Regions from separate parts of the Homo sapiens genome. Here region 2 is linked to region 1. A link is a loop called in an ENCODE intact Hi-C map of the cell type or tissue named here. Cell type or tissue: HCT116. All regions are shown on one strand.

What was found. A loop is a pair of places that touch in the nucleus more often than their neighbours do. Peaks named below come from ENCODE experiments on the same cell type or tissue, not always from the same donor. Only the 100,000 strongest peaks of a DNase experiment are listed, where the experiment ranks them.
Region 2: it touches region 1 in a loop (8-fold over the local background); 8 of 110 quality-filtered maps call a loop at or near these places.

The regions. Positions count from the first base shown.
Region 1 is chr13:21,472,934-21,480,933 of GRCh38, reverse strand. No RefSeq gene overlaps it. Among named protein-coding and RNA genes, the nearest start is that of ZDHHC20, 18 kb to the right of the region's middle. RefSeq lists a silencer at 3,577-3,626. In HCT116, CTCF peaks have their summits at 1,810 (motif pointing right) and 3,727 (motif pointing right); DNase peaks (open chromatin) are centred at 1,833 and 3,743; H3K4me3 peaks cover 698 bases; H3K27ac peaks cover 423 bases.
Region 2 is chr13:21,334,152-21,342,151 of GRCh38, reverse strand. All of the region lies in intron 1 of LINC00539 (long intergenic non-protein coding RNA 539), which reads left to right. It also overlaps the pseudogene MIPEPP3. Among named protein-coding and RNA genes, the nearest start is that of LINC00539, 6.7 kb to the left of the region's middle. RefSeq lists enhancers at 3,094-3,650, 4,568-5,150. In HCT116, a CTCF peak has its summit at 3,796 (motif pointing left); no DNase peak of the experiment used is centred here.

The DNA.
Region 1 (8,000 bases):
GCCAGGAGGGCAGGGTCTATACCAACACGGCAGCTGCCATGTCCCTGCACTGTTGGAGGGCAGCAGGGAAGGAACATATTCTTTCTTTCTTTTTTTTTTTTTTTTTTTTGAGACAGAGTCTCGCTTTGTTGCCCAGGCTGGAGGCTGGAGTGCAGTGGCGCAATCTCGGCTCACAGCAACCTCCGCCTACCGGGTTCACGCCACTCTCCTGCCTCAGCCTCCGGAGTAGCTGGGACTACAGGCGCCCGCCACTACGCCCGGCTAAATGTTTTTTGTATTTTTAGTAGAGACGGCGTTTCACCGCGTTAGCCAGGACGGTCTCGAACTCCTGACCTAGTGATCCACCCGCCTCAGCCTCCCAAAGTGCTGGGATTACAGGCGTGAGCCACCCCGCCCGGCCGGAAGGAACATTTTCTAAAAGATGGGCGTGACTACTCCCAGACGGCAGCAAGGGTGCTGGGCGGACACAGTGGATTGTTACTCTAAGCTGTGCCATTCTGTAGGCTAAGACCAGCTTAGGAGACTCCAGGGGACCGCAGGGCAAATTACACTCAACACTAGAGGATCAGGGTGAAAGTCACAGGAGAATCTTCTTTTTTTTTTTTTTTTAGACAGAGTCTTCCTCAGGCTGGAGTATGCAGTGGCATGATCTTGGCTCACTGCAACCTCTGCCTCCCAGGTTCAAGCGATTCTTGTGCCTCAGCCTACTACCAAGTAGCTGGGACTATAGGCGTGCACCACCACAACCAGCTAATTTTTGTATTTTTAGAAGAGACGGGGTTTTGCCATGTTGGCCAAGTTGGTCTCAAACTCCTGACCTCAAGTGACCCACAAACCTCAGCCTCCCAAAGTGCTGGGTGGGACTACAGACATGAGCCACCACGGCCAACCAGGAGAACTTTCAAATTGGCTGCCTGGCTCCAAGACTTTGACATACTTATCCCTTTATAGCCAATACATTTGACAGCATGCGATAAATTAAGAGCTATGTACACGGTTTTAATTCAATTCATAATATTTTGCTTTTTCTCTCCCTGGGGCATGTTTTACTTTTATTGTGGGCCAAGAGGTAAGACAGTAGGGATTTAAGTAAGCAGAGAGGAGTCGTCTAGACCCTCAGCTGCCAGCCTTTTGAGTCCTGGGTTTTCATTTTCTGATCCCATAAGTGATATTTCTGCCACCCCTCACCTCTGCCCCAGTGATGTATAAGCAAGGGAAGGAGAAGAAAGGAGAAAAAGCAGCGCCCACGTTGCCAGGTTCATGCCTTAAACAGTTCTCTAGATTCCAATGTCTCTGCCAACATCATGCCAAAGAAGATCCAACATCAAGTGCACATGTTGAACAGCTGAACCTAACTCAAGCCAGTTAGGGAGAGAAGTTTCCATGCTCAGAGGAGGCATCCCCTGTGATTTGTTTAACTTCACATTTTCTCACCTCTGCCTTGGAAGTGACAGGTGTTTAATTCTAAATTGTAACAGTTAATGGACTTTTAAAGACATTTTCCTGATATTTTTCTGAGGGAGTACAAGACAGACTTCAAAGTCAGAGTTCCATGCAGATAAGCACACAGATCCGTAGACAGAGGCGGTAGAGGAAAAGTGAGTCACTAAGTTTTCTTTAATGGAAACTGCATATCTTCAAAAGCTGGAGTGCAAACTGACACTAATACCACATCGATGCCATAGAATGAATGAGACAAAATGATGAAATGCAGGGAGAAAACTCGTATTGAGAAAAATTAAAAGAATCCTGCAAATCACTTGTGGCGTTACAGTTGATTTAAAGTGAAAGCATTCAATACAAATGTTCCACAAGGTGGCAGCCTTGCTTTTCCAAAAAATTTTTATCTGCCTTGCATACACCAAGCATTACTTTCCTTTCCTTTCCCTCCCTCCCTCCCTCTGTTCCTTCCTTCCTTTTTCTTTCTTTCTTTCTTTCCTTCTTTTTCTTTCTTTCTTTCCTTCTTTCTTTCTTACTCTCACTCTCTCTTCATTCCTTTCTTTGTCGTCCCTTCCTTTCTCTCTTTTTTTTTTTTTTTGAGACAAAGTCTCACTCTGTCACCCAGGCTGGAGTGCAGTGGCACCATCTAGGTTCGCTGCAACCTCTGCCTCCCAGTTAAAGCGATTCTCCTGACTTAGCCTCCTGAGTAGATGGGATTACAGGCACCTGCCACCACGCCCAGCTAATTTTTGTATTTTTATTAGAGATGGGGTTTCACCATGTTGGCCAGGCTGGTCTTGAACTCCTGACCTCAAGTGATCCTCCCACCTTGGCCTGCCAAAGTGCTAGGATTACAGGCGTGAGCCACCTCACCCGGCCTTTTTTTTTTTTTTTTTTTTTTTTTTGGCAGGGCCTTGCTCCACCCAGGCTGGAGTGAAGTTGAGGGTTCCTCAAACTCCTGGGCCCAAGCGATCCTTCCACCTCATCCTCCCAAGTAGCTGGGATTAGGGGCATGCACCACTACACCCAGCTAATTTTTAAAACTATTCTGTAGAGACGGGGTTCTTGCTATTTTGCCCAGGCTGGTCTCGAACTCCTGGCTTGAATCTATCCTCCCGCTTCGGCCTCCCAAAGTGCTAGGATTACAGGGTGAGACACTGCACCCGGCCCACACATGATCTTTTTTTTTTTTTTTTTTTGAGACAGAGTCTCTCGCTCTGTCACCCAGGCTGGAGTGCAATGGCGCGATCTCAGCTCACTGCAACCTCCACCTCCTGGGTTCAAGAGATTCTCCTGCCTCAGCCTCCCGAGTAGCTGGGATTACAGGCACTAGCCACCACACCCAGCTAATTTTTTGTATTTTTAGTAGAGATGGGGTTTCACCATGTTGGCCAGGATGGTCTTGATCTCCTGACCTCGTGATCCGCCTGCCTTGGCCTCCCAAAGTGCTGGGATTACAGGCGTGAGCCACCATGCCCAGCCCACACATGATCTTTAACAGAAAAACTAACCATATAATAAAGAAGATATACAGAAAATTACAGAATATCTCAGAGATGACTTGCTTAATGAAGGAGAAACATTGTGGGAGGCTTTGAACTGACATGCCTCAGCTAAATATTGACCAACTCAGAGAAATTAGTGCTTTACCACATTTACCATTAGCACTTGCTGTTTGTGTTTGCTTACATTCGGCAAGGAAGGAAATTAATGTTTGGAATCTCTATGCAACATCTTGTTACTAGCCAGGTTATCTCTTCAGTATCATCAATGTCAAATCTTTATTGAAGCCTGCTCTATTCAAAGCATTCTGCTAGGTGCTAGTCTTCTTTCTAGGAGAGTTCTCTTGCCAAGAGGATGAAATGGGAGAAAACAGTGTGCTTATAGTACTTACCACACCTAGACTTATATAATATTTAAACATTCAATAGTGGGTGAAAATATATTAATAACTCCTTTATGCTTTGCAGAATGTCATGCGAGCTCTTCCCCAAAATTTTATGATCCAAAAAGAATTAAAGGAATGTTCACAGTAGCATCATTTCAAATAAAAATTCAGAAACAACATAAATATCTAGCACCATGAAAATGGATAAATTGTGCTCTAATTGTACAATGAAATTCTAGGCAGCTGTTAAAATGGCGAATGAGTAAATTAAGTTACTAAGCTATTGTCTCTCCGTTCCATCCCCTCGCTTGCACACATACTTGGCTTTGTCATGATGGGGCCGGTCCCAGACCCTGCAAAACCCGTTTCCCTTTGCTTGCTGGCGACGTGCTAGGCTCTGCCGATAGGGGGCAGTAGAGGGAGCCTGCAAGCCGGGAGGAGGGAAAGGGGCTCGTTCCTCTCTGTGTCCGGTCAGTGTTATTTGTGTCTGTACTCAGCCTTCATCCTGGCAGCGGTTAGTACCAGTCTCCTGGTTTTTTTTGTGTGTGTGTGTGGTTTTTTTTATGTTTTGTTTTGTTTTTGTTTTGCACTCCCGGAACCAGCCACATTGTGTCCTCTCCCCGCTCCCGCCACCCGCCCAGGCACTGGCACCAGGCGCCTCTTGGGAACGGCAGGCCTTTCTTTCCAGTTTCTGGATTTTAATCCCCCAGCCTCTTCTCTTAGTACCCTGGACCAGGGAGTGGTAGCTGCTTCCAGCATTTACTTTCTTCTTTGCTTCTTCACTCTTCTAGCACCTGTTTAACCAGCTCCTTCTATTAATTTTTTTTCTGTTAAGCTCCCCTTCCCCAGTCCTAAAAAAAAATAATAATAATAATCTATTGAAATACTTAATGTGGACCCTGACTCATACAATGACCATGTGTCAGGAACTGCAGATTTATAACACAGGTAGATAAGGAGGTAGAGGCATAGCAGACATGCATATATACATATTAGAATATTTCCATATACATATGTGTTATATATAAAATGCAGATATATACACATGTAAGTACATATGTATTTCTTACATGAGCTATATTTAGACCTATGTGTACATATATATAAAATTTCCTGCCAGGTGTGGTGGCTCACGCCTGTAACCCCAGCACTTTGGGAGGCCGAGGCAGATGGATCACCTGAGGTCAGGAGTTCGAGACCAGCCTGACTGATATGTTGAAACCCCGTCTCTACTAAAAAAAAACACACAAAAATTAGATGGGCGGCATGGTGGCGGGCACCTGCAGTCCCAGCTACTTGGGAGGTGAGACAGGAGAATTGATTGCATCCAGGAGGCAGAGGTGAGCCAAGTTTGTGCCACTGCACTCCAGCCTGGGCGATGGAGCGAGACTCTGTAGCAAAACAAACAAACAAACAAACAAACAAAACAAAGAATTTCCCCTAATCCTTACAATAAATGCTATGAGAAAGATACTATTATTCCTATTTTACAGGAGGAGAAACTGAATCTCAGGGAGATTAGTTAATTTCTACAATGCATAGCTAATAAGTGGTAATGCTGGGATTTGAATCCAAATATCCCCAACTCCACAATCTGTATCTTTCCCATATGCTTTAAAGTTGTTTAGACCTCAATTCAATCTATCCTTAACTGTGTTCTGCAATATAACTCAGTCCTTAGGCTAATCCACAACTGTCTTCTTACCTAATAGTGTAAGTAAATATAGCACTATTCTAATAAGTACTAGAGAATATAATCACCATAATACAAGACTGTTTCTGTGACTGAAGTTATGGGGAGGTTGAGAAAACTGTAGGAAAAGCATGGACATTTCTAACTCCAAGTTACTTGTCATTCATTCATTCAGTTAATATAATATAGTGCCTATTATGTGCCTGAAGATGTGCTGGACTCACGGTGATAAACAAAATAGAAATAGTCCTTCCTTTAAAAACTTTCCAATCTAAGGAAAGTGACAGTCTTTAATTAAATAATCATGCATAGGAGAAATACCTAACTATATCACACAGAGACTTAGCATAGACTGGGTACTTGACTACAAAGGCTGTTCTAAATGCAGCCCCCTGCCCCACACACGCACACTCAAGAGCTTGGCATCTGCCCCTCTCAATGTCTAGGACGGCATGCCTAGTCTGATTTTGTTTACCAGGAACTCATCAGTTCTCAGTCCAAAGTAATCTAAGAGAGATATCACAGTAATAGAGAAACAGAGATAGTGCAGCTACATAATGTTTTCTAAAAACCTGCTTTTCTGGTCATTTCACAACTTGCCTCCCATGTGACTTGTGACACTAATCAATGTTTTCAGTGGCAGCCTCTTAGCCCAGACTTTTCCTGTAGCCTAAATACAATCAACAACATATACCTGGACTGATCAGAGAATAATAGCCAGGAAGCTTTGTGAGGGACAAACTTCAAGAAATGCAGAAACAGCCGGGCGCGGTGGCTCACGCCTGTAATTCCAGCACTTTGGGAGGCCAAGGCGGGTGGATCACGAGGTCAGAAGATCGAGACCATCCTGGCTAACACGGTGAAACCCCATCTCTACTGAATATACAAAAAATTAGCCGGGCGTAGTGGCGGGCGTCTGTATTCCCAGCCACTCCGGAGGCTGAGGCAGGACAATGGCGTGAACCCAGGGAGCGGAGCTTGCAGTGAGCCAAGATCAGCCACTGCACTCCAGCCTGGGCGACAGAGCGAGACTCCGTCTCAAAAAAAAAAAGAGAAATGCAGAAACAGAAAATCTAACCAAACCAGAAGCTCATATAGTAATCAGGGCTGAGAATCTATTTATCACCCCACCATGACAGCTAAATCTCTAAACTCCCTTTTAGGTGCATTTTGTAGTCAGGAAACAGATCATTAGACCACCCTGCAGCAAAGAAAAAGAAAAAGACCTTGTGGAGTCAAGGTCCACTGATGGGTACTAAAAATTAGCGGGGGGAACTTCACAGAGAAGCAGGATTTCTGCATAGCCTCAAAATGCCTCTTCCCTAAGGACTTATTAATTACTGCAGTGATTGCACAAATTCTTTGATATTCCTCTTTCAGGCAGTGGAATCTCTTTTGTTTTGGTTTTTGAGATGGAGTTTCATTCTGTTGCCTAGGCTGGAGTGCAGTGGTGCTATCTTGGCTCACTGCAAGCTCTGCCTCTCGAGTTCAAGCAATTCTTGTGCCTCAGCCTCCCAAGTAGCTGGGATTACAGGAACATGCCACCACGCCTGCTAATTTTTGTATTTTTAGTAGAGATCAGGTTTCTCCATGTTGGCCAGGCTGGTCTTGAACTTCTGACCTCAAGTGATCTGCCCGCCTCGGCCTCCCAAAGTGCTGGGATTACAGGTGTGAGCTGCTGTGCCCAGCCAGGAAATTGAATCTAATTCCTCTCTTTTTGAGTGTGGCTGGACTTAATGACTGTTTTCTAATGAATAGTGTAGGGAAAAGGAAAAAATGATAACTTTACATGAAGACAACATCTTAACCAAGTGATCAAGGTTAATATCACCGTAAAAAGTCACATTGATTATCAAATACATCTTGACACGATGACATGGGAAAGGCATGTCACCTCTCTGGTTTTCTTCTCAAAAATCCATAACCCATTTGTTCAGACTTAATTTTTTAAAAAATCCATAATCCCAGGCTAGTCATGAGAAAACATTAGATAAACCCAAATTAAGGGACATTATACAAAATACCTGACCAATATTTTCTTGTTCCTTTTTTCAGGAGTCTGTCTAGTCCACAAAGACTACAACTCCTACGCAAGTCCTAGTGCTGTGCTGGGCTTAGAGCCAGTGGGCCTGGGGGACACCCACCCTAGTGAGACACCAGTCAGGGAAGCTTAGGGAGTGCTTGCATCACTCCTTCCCCAACCCCAGGCAACACAGCTTGCAGCTCCAAAAGAGACCCCTTCCTTCCACTTGAAGAGATGAGAAGGAAAAATAAAGAGAACTTTGTTTTTGTAACCTGGATGTAAGCTTAGCCTCAGTAGGATAGGGCACAGGGCAGAGTCGTGAGGCCCCAGCTCCCAGATGACATATCCAGACACACTATGGGCCGGAAAGAAACCCACTGCCTTGAAGGAAAGGACCCAGTCCTGGCAGGATTCATCACTTGCTGACCAAAGAGCCCTTGGGCCCTGAATAATCAGTAGCGGTAACCAGGTAATACACACCATAGGCCTTGGGTGAGACTTGAGACATGCTGGTTTCAGGTGTGACCTGCATATTCAAAGCTGTGGTGGCTACAAGAAGAGACTCCTTTTGCTTGAGAAAAGGAGAGGGAAGCTTACAGCTTAGATACCAGCTCGGTCACAGTGGGGGAGAGCACCACGTGGGATTTATGGGTCCCCAGTAGCAGGCCTTGGCTCTTAGATGGCATCTCTGGACATACCCTGGGTCAGAGGGGAGCCCACTGTCCTGAAGGGTGAGTCCCAGGCTTGGCAGCATTCATCATAAGCGGAGTAAACGGCCCTTGGGCCTTAACTGAACAGCAGTTGTTCACTGACAGTACTCCCTGTGGGCCTGTGGTGGTGGTAGACATGGGGAGAGACTCCTCTGCCTGGGGAAAGGGGAGGAAAGAGGGGGAAGAACTTTGTCTTGTGGTTTTAGCCACAGTAGAATAGAGTGCAAGGTAAATTTCTAAGGTTTT
Region 2 (8,000 bases), 140 kb after region 1:
CCTCTGGGCTCCCTGGCCTTCTGAGGTGACGGGGAGGCTCTGAGCCCACACGTGGTCTCTCACAGGCTTTGGGGCTGCATTCACAGTTTCTCAGTTTCCCTGACAGTGGGGGTTCACTGAGATGTTAGGGACCCCTGTAGTGATAATATCCGCTATGACTTATGAGCGCTCCCTACCTGTCAGCCACAGTCCCGGGAGGAGCAGCCTGGGTTCCTGCTGGGGAGAACCCCTTGAGCCAGCGTGAAGGCTGTGACCTTCCCAGGTCTTATGGGCGGGGATTCCTCAGAGAGACTCGTGCCTTGCTTCACTTGAGGCCTGAAAAAGCTCCTGTTTGTTCTTTGATTTGGGAGGGGGCGGGGGTTGCATTTTCCTTGTTTTTTGCTTTGTTTCCGTGCATGTATAGAATTGAGCCAAATGGAATAGATGCTTTAAACTCTGAATGCATTTTGCCATTGCTGTTTAAAAAGCTTGTTCTCGTTTAAATTCACGTCATCAGTGAATGAGAGTGTTTACCTCACAATATCCTCACCGGTTTTATATATCATGCTTTTCAAATTTGTGCCAATTTTAGAGTGGGAAAATGGTTGTGAATGTGAACTTATAAAGGAAATAATTGTTGGCTGTTGTGAAAAATGAATATTTGTGTTCATTTCCTAAAAACTAGAGTTGGATCCCTAAGAATACCCAACATTGTCAAACAACAGCAGGCGGGCCAGGTGCGGTGGCTCATGCCTGTAATCCCAGCACTTTGGGAGGCCGAGACAGACAGACCACTTGAGGTCAGGAGTTCGAGACCAGCCTGGCCAACACGGTGAAACCCCGTCTCTACTAAAATACCAAAATTAGCCAGGGGTGTTGGCGGGCGCCTGTGATCCCAGCTACTCAGGAGGCTGAGGAAGGAGAATCGCTTGAACCCAGGAGGCAGAGGTTGCAGTGAGCTGAGATGGCGCCACTGCACTCCAGCCTGGACAACAGAACAAGGCTCTGTCTCAAAACAAAACAAAAAAACAAAAAACAACAACAGCAGCCACCTGCTTCTTGAGCAGCCTTGAATGTCTGTTCTCCTGTAAGCTCTGGTGAGGAAAATCCTCTCGGAATTTGCTGCCGTCCTCCCCTCTAGGGCTGGGACATAGGATGAGTACTCCAGGCTGGATTTAATAGAGATGCAGTTGGATATCTGAAACATGGACTCCAGCCGGAGGCTAGCACACTCTGTCCTGCCTTGGAAACTCCAGAACTAGAGTTTGGGGGTGAAGTCAGCACAGTTGACACAGTTGTCAGGGGAGGGGGGTTGGTTGGCTGTGATTCTGGGCCACTGGGGACACTTGGGAAGGTTGGCTTTGCTATGCTGCAGTAGGAACTTCTTGGACACGCAGTCCCCAAGGTTTGGATATTCCCTTGCTGGGCTACATGCATCCAGGATGAGCTAAACCCTGGTCCCACCTGCTCTGACCATAGCCCTCTCTGGAGCCTCTTCCAAGCCTCAGTGCTACTGGGTGGAATTGAAGGAGAGACCCTTTTAGGCTTGAGGAAAAGGACAGTCACTGGATAGCCAGAGCTGTGGAAAATAGGGACAAGGCTTGGCCAGGCAAAGCCATCGATTCAGGAGAAGGCAGGAGAAGCTTGGGTCAGGTGGGGCTCCAGAGGGGCTTCTTGCCCCCAGAGGGGCCTTGGACTACAAGGTCCCAGAGCTCCCCTGATTCCAGGATTCTGCAAAAGAGTGAACCAAGAACAACCTAGAGCAAACGTCTCTGAATCAAAAAAGGGACAGCACCTCGGGGCACAGAGGTGGGCATAGAGGGAACAGGCTGTTACGCACCTGTGTGACCCCAGGCATGTCACTTAACCTCTCTGGGCCTAACTTCTTCACCTAGAAAATGACAGTTAGGGCAAACTCTGAGGAATGATTTTATTTTGGGATTTGTGCATGCAGCCAGGTCTATGTGAGCCATAAAGATAACTCTTCCCTCTCTGCATCTTCCAAACCTACCAAAGAACCGAGGCTGACAGAATAGAAACGGGGACGCTGAGGAGGTGGGACTGGAGGCGTCCTCCTTCCTTTCTTGGTATGGCCGGAGCTCCCTCTGCCTCCAGACAGGCCACTCCTTGGGCTTCCATTTGCACATCTTATCCCTTTGATGATAGAACATGCCCTACCTGCCCGCAGGTTTGACAAGGCAAACATTTGGTTCCGTTTATTGGGGTAGCTCAGGTCCACTGCTTCGTAGGTGTGATTTCACTCAGTCCTTCACACAAACCGTGAGGTTGACCTCATGTTCATCCCCACAACACAGATGAGAAAACCAAGGGTTAGAGGACAGGCAGTGAGGGGCAGGCAAAGCCAGGGGTCAGATCTGTTCTGGCTTCAGAGCCTCGACTCTGTCTCACAAATAGAATATTTTCTTCTAAAAGTCATAGCACTGTCTTTGGGGTGGGGTGGGGCCACGGATTTTCTTGTCGAAAAAGATCTAGAGCTCTCATATGGAAATGGGTCCACAGGGGCAAGGAGCCTGGCCAGGAGTTGGAACACTGATGGATGGATACTTTTGGAAGGTGCTGGGAATGGGCACGCTGTCAAAGTCACTGGCCACTGCTCTCACCTGTACATGGTATTGAGTACTGGTCCACGTACTCAGCCAGTTCCTTCACAAGTCTGCGAGAGTGGGCACATACCTGAAGAATGAGGATGGGGCGGGGAGGGTGAGGAGGGAAAATGGGAGCATAATGCAGGGTCCTACCTGGGGGACTGGATATTGATTGGGAGCTTCCCGGACAAGTGAGGCAGGTAAGACTAGGTGAGGGCTGGTGAAGACAGATGAGGCTAGGTGAGACTAGGTGGGGGCAGGTGAGAGCAGTGAGACTGGGTGAGGGCAGATGAGTCTAGGTGAGGGCAGCTGAGGGCATATGAAGCTAGGTGAGTCTGGGTGAGGGCAGGTGGGGCAGGTGAGAGCAGATGAGACTGGGTGAGGGCAGGTGAGGGCAGATGAGGCTAGGTGAGACTAGCTGAGGTCAGGTGAGGGCAAATGAGACTGGGTGAGGGCAGATGAGGCTAGGTGAGACTAGCTGAAGGCAGGTGAGGACAAATGAGACTGGGTGAGGGCAGGTGAGGTCAGGTGAGACTGAATGAGGGCAGATGAGGGCAGGTGAGGGCAGGTGAAGCCAGGTAAGGGCCTGGGCTTTACTGGGAGATGCAGAAAGGCAAGGACAACCCTGAAGAGCAAATGCAGACTTGCTGAGCCTGAGGACATCCAACCACATGCCTTCCCGGAGTCCCTCTGTTTCCTGCTCCAGCCTCATATGACGACCCTCCCCCCACCCGACCTGCCTCCACAGACACAAAGGTGTCATGTGACACTGGCTGAAGAGAAACCTGTGCTCTGTCCTGAAGAGAATCTTCACAGTGAAGGGACTAGAAAATAGAGTGAAGATGACCACCGAGGGGAGCAGGTACATGGGCCCTGCTTGGGGCTGATGGGAAGACAGGAGGGAACTACATGGGCTGCCAGCTCCAGAAGGACATGAGCCAGTATGTGACCCTGCTCTGACCACTCTGAATACTGCAAGTGTCCACAGAGGCTGCACTGTGGCTCCTTACAGATGTGACGCCTGCTGTCACTGCCTCAGTTGTTCCACATGCCAAGCATCCAGGAGAGACGACAGATTTTCTCAGGTTCCAATGATACACTGTAGCAAAGCAGAGAGATGAGCTGAACACCACTGCTGCTGTCAGAGATGCCAGGAGAAGCCAGCAATTTCTGCCCCTCCCCTGGAAGGACTTTGGGAGTCCTGACACCTGGTGGTAGTCAGCCACCGACCAGCGCAGCTCTTCAGGACACTACTAGAAAAGTGTCCCCTCGCCTCCCCGCTACTGCTGCCCAAACAGAAGCTGAGTTTCTGCTCTACTTTTCTGCAAGTGACCTTCTGCCAGCAACTAGGGTGTTCTATCCTTTAGAATTCTCATCCTTTCACAGATCTCTCCAGCCTTCCCTGTGGAAACAGATCAGCAGACACTCTTGAAACCACAACCTGTAGTCATCCATCCAGGGCTTAGAGGAATTCCTTGATTTCAAAGAAACCTGAAATGTCATGTGTGTGGGGCTGTTGCATTAGGAAGCCTGGATTCCCTTCATACTTCTACTTACACAGCTGTGTGACCTTGGACAAGTCACTTAACTTCTCTGGGCTTGTTTCCTCATTGATAAATGTACACCAACCAGATGACCTGGAAGGTTCTAGCCAAACTGAAACTCTGCGACTCTTGCTGAGATCATGCAGCAGTTTCTCTTCCCCAGGCCTAGGGAAGCAGATAGTGCAGAAATTTGTCACTGGAGGTTGGCTTAAACATAATGCAGGGTCCTACCTGGGGGACTGGATATGGATTGGGAGCTTCCTGGACAAGTGAGGCAGGTAAGACTAGGTGAGGGCAGGTGAAGACAGATGAGGCTAGGTGAGACTAGGTGGGGGCAGGTGAGGGCAATGAGACTGGGTGAGGGCAGATGAGTCTAGGTGAGGGCAGCTGAGGGCATATGAGGCTAGGTGAGACTGGGTGAGGGCAGGTGGGGCAGGTGAGAGCAGATGAGACTGGGTGAGGGCAGATGAGGCTAGGTGAGACTAGCTGAGGGCAGGTGAGGGCAAATGAGACTGGGTGAGGGCAGGTGAGGCAGGTGAGGGCAGGTGAGGCATTGGGGTCTGGGGACAGGTGACCCTGGGCACAGTGACTTATGTTCTTCCCACCCTCACCTATGACATGCCAATTTAGACACCACCTGTGAGGCTGTCCTTACTGATTTCCATGACAACAGCAGAGCACTGGGCACAGGACAAGCTTGCTACCCCTGGGTGTGGGGCTGAGCAGGCCTGGAAGAAACAAGGCTGCTGGGCTGAGCTTGGGGCCAGCCGCTCATTTCACCAAGCTGAGCTGTAATCACATCCCCAGGTAGCACTGTGCCTTCAGAATATGACTGAGCAGCATTATGTCTGCAGTGCTAAGCAGGTGTGATCAATAGATGGAGAGCTGTGACCAGCTGGGCTGTGATGCGGAGCCTGCAACCAAGCTGCCTGGGGGAAATTCAGGAGGCCAGCCATCGTCTTTAACCAGGGCAGCCCCGAGAGTGTCTGCAAGGGCTGCATGCCCTGAGTAGATCCTCGCAGATGCTGATCAGGGTGTCTTCTGGGCTCCACCTGGCACAGAAAAGCCAGCAAAGCTCCAGGGGCTTCCCTTCTTTCCTGGCAGAGAAAGAGCAGGCAGATTCAGAGCCCCGTGAGGCTGTCTTGAGCTCCACCGGGATCTAGGGAGAGCCAGCAGCACCACCAAGTGAGTCCTGATAGATTGTCTCAGGCTCTAGGATGGAGGAGGGGGCATCAGAGCTACACACTGCTGGCCAAGGACAGCAGCAGCCCAGGTGGTTACTTGCAGAAGAAAGGCAGCCACTTATGAACATTAAAATCGCAGGGGAGGCCTTCTCCAGGAAATGCTGGGCAGTATGTGTGCCAGTGGAGGCTGGCCGGCTCCTGGTGCCGACTCATCACTTCCCAGGGATGTGGCCCTTTGGGGAATGCCTCACAGTTTTCTCCTCAGTAAAATGGGCCTAGGTTACAGAGTGTGTGGGGGTGAACTGAGATGCTTCCCATGAGCTCCCAGGATGTAATAAATGCTCTCTTTATAAGGGACAGGGAACCTGCCTTAGAGATTTTTCCATGACTGTGTTAGAGGACTAAGGAATCCTTCTCTCCAGCCAAGCGCTGTGTTCCTTTGAAGAATCCTTTGGTCAGTTGGGCATTGAGAAAGGGGTGGCTTGGAGATGCAGGAAAATGTAAAATGTTCCCTGTCCTCTGGTTCTCAATTTGAGTGTGTGGACATGGAGCAATTAGAAATAACACTCCAAAATGCAGGATCCGATGTCATGCGTATACGAATTGTTCCCTAATGCTTAACTCAACTCCCTGTCCTTCCAGAATTAATAAACTAGTGAAAATAGTGGGAGGGACAATACTCAATCCATTTGAACATAGGTGCTGCATTTCACTCTGGACAGCAAATATGTTTCTAGAAAGTTCCACATGGCATGGGCATTTTGTAAATTGAATTACGTATTTAAAAAAAAAATGCTTTTTGTTGATCTATAATGCACGTGCCCAAAAGCGCACCAACTGAACACACCTATGTAACCAGTCTAGATCAAGAAACAGAACATTATCTAAACCCCTACATTTCCTCCAGTCATTTACCCCCTCAGGGTAACCACCAACGTGGCTTCTAAGAATATAGAATAATTTTGCCAGGTTTTACTTTGTTTAAAAGGATTCATATAGTTTATACTCTTTTGTGTCTATCTTCTTTGGCTTAACTTGGTGTTTGTAAATTTCATCCATGGTGTTCTATGTAGTTGTAAGTTTGTGCTCATTGCTGTAAAATATTCCATTGTGTCAATATATCACCATTTCTTGATATCCATCCTACTATTAATTAGCATTCATAGAACCACCAGTTTTATTCTATAACAAATAGTGCTGCTATGCATATCCTAGTACATGTGTTTTGGTGAACGTATATGTGCATTTCTGTTGGGCATATGCCTAAGAGTGGAGTCTTTGAGTCAAGGTTATGTGCATACTCAGTTGTACAGAAGTTGTACCAATTCAGCCTCTCGACAGCAGTGTGTAGGAGTTCCAGTTGCTCCACATCCTTGACAACACGTACTATTTCCTGTTTTCCATTTTTTTTTTTTTTTGAGACGGAGTCTCACTCTGTCACCCAGGCTGGAGTGCAGTGGCTCGATCTCAGCTCACCACAAGCTCCGCCTCCTGGGTTCATGCCATTCTCCTGCCTTAGCCTACCAAGTAGCTGGGACTACAGGTGCCTGCCACTACACCAGGCTAATTTTTTGTGTTTTTAGTAGAGACAGGTTTTCACCGTGTTAGCCAGGATGGTCTCCATCTCCTGACCTCGTGATCCACCTGCCTTGGCCTCCCAAAGTGCTGGGATTACAGGCGTGAGCCACCACGCCCAGCCCTGTTTTCCATTTTAACTATTATGGTGGGGGTCTATTGGTATTAGATTATGTCTTTAACTTGCAATAAGCATATTCTATGTTTATTGGCCATTTAAAGGTTAGATCCCCTAACCTTGTAAAGAAAATGCCTATCCAAATATTTTGTGCATTTTTCTATTTGAATATCAATCTTATTCTTGTTGATTTGTAAGAGTTCTAGGAAGACAATTCCTTTGAAATTGGAGAACTTTTTGTGATATGAATAATGTTTGGGTCTACGTTTAGAAATCTGAATACTGGATTTTCTTAGAAGCAGGTCACTGTATACATACTTAAGAATTTCAACAGCGAGGTAAATCTAAGCATGGGGAAAATCAGCCTCAAATGTTCCCAGATAGAAAGCTTCCTCTCGAAAGATGAGAAGATTACTGCTTTTTCCTCCAGTTTATTTCATGGTGGTGTGGCAAATGGGGATGGGCAAGGTCATTCCATATGGTGTGCTGGAACAAGGACAGTGAATTAAGTGGCTGGTGGACAACGAGGAAAGAGATAAATGGGCCAACCAAAAAAGCACCTACAGTTCCGCGACTGGGCTTGATTCCCAACTGGGCACATCAATGTGCTCAACAGCACGAGTGGGATGAAATTTCATCTGATAGGGGATTGCTGACAAATAACAAATGAGTGGCAGGGGATTTACAAGTTAGATAAGCAAGTATCTAGAGAATCATTGTTAGCTCAGCTAAGAAAAATGCCTTTGCTTAATTTGGGGACCGTCGTAAAAGCCAAAACATGGAACAAAAGTATCTCTGGAAGCCACCCAGAAGAGTGCAGATGTGCTACCAGGCATACTTTAGGACTTCTCTGTTATCCTAGGTGTGAGGCACAAGGACTAGCCCTCAAATCCTAAGTCCACGTTTCAGAGAGTGGCCCAGCCACCAGCTGTGGTCTGTCACCTACCCTGCCATATGCAGCCCTTTGGTGCTACTATTAAAGGAATTTCCCTTT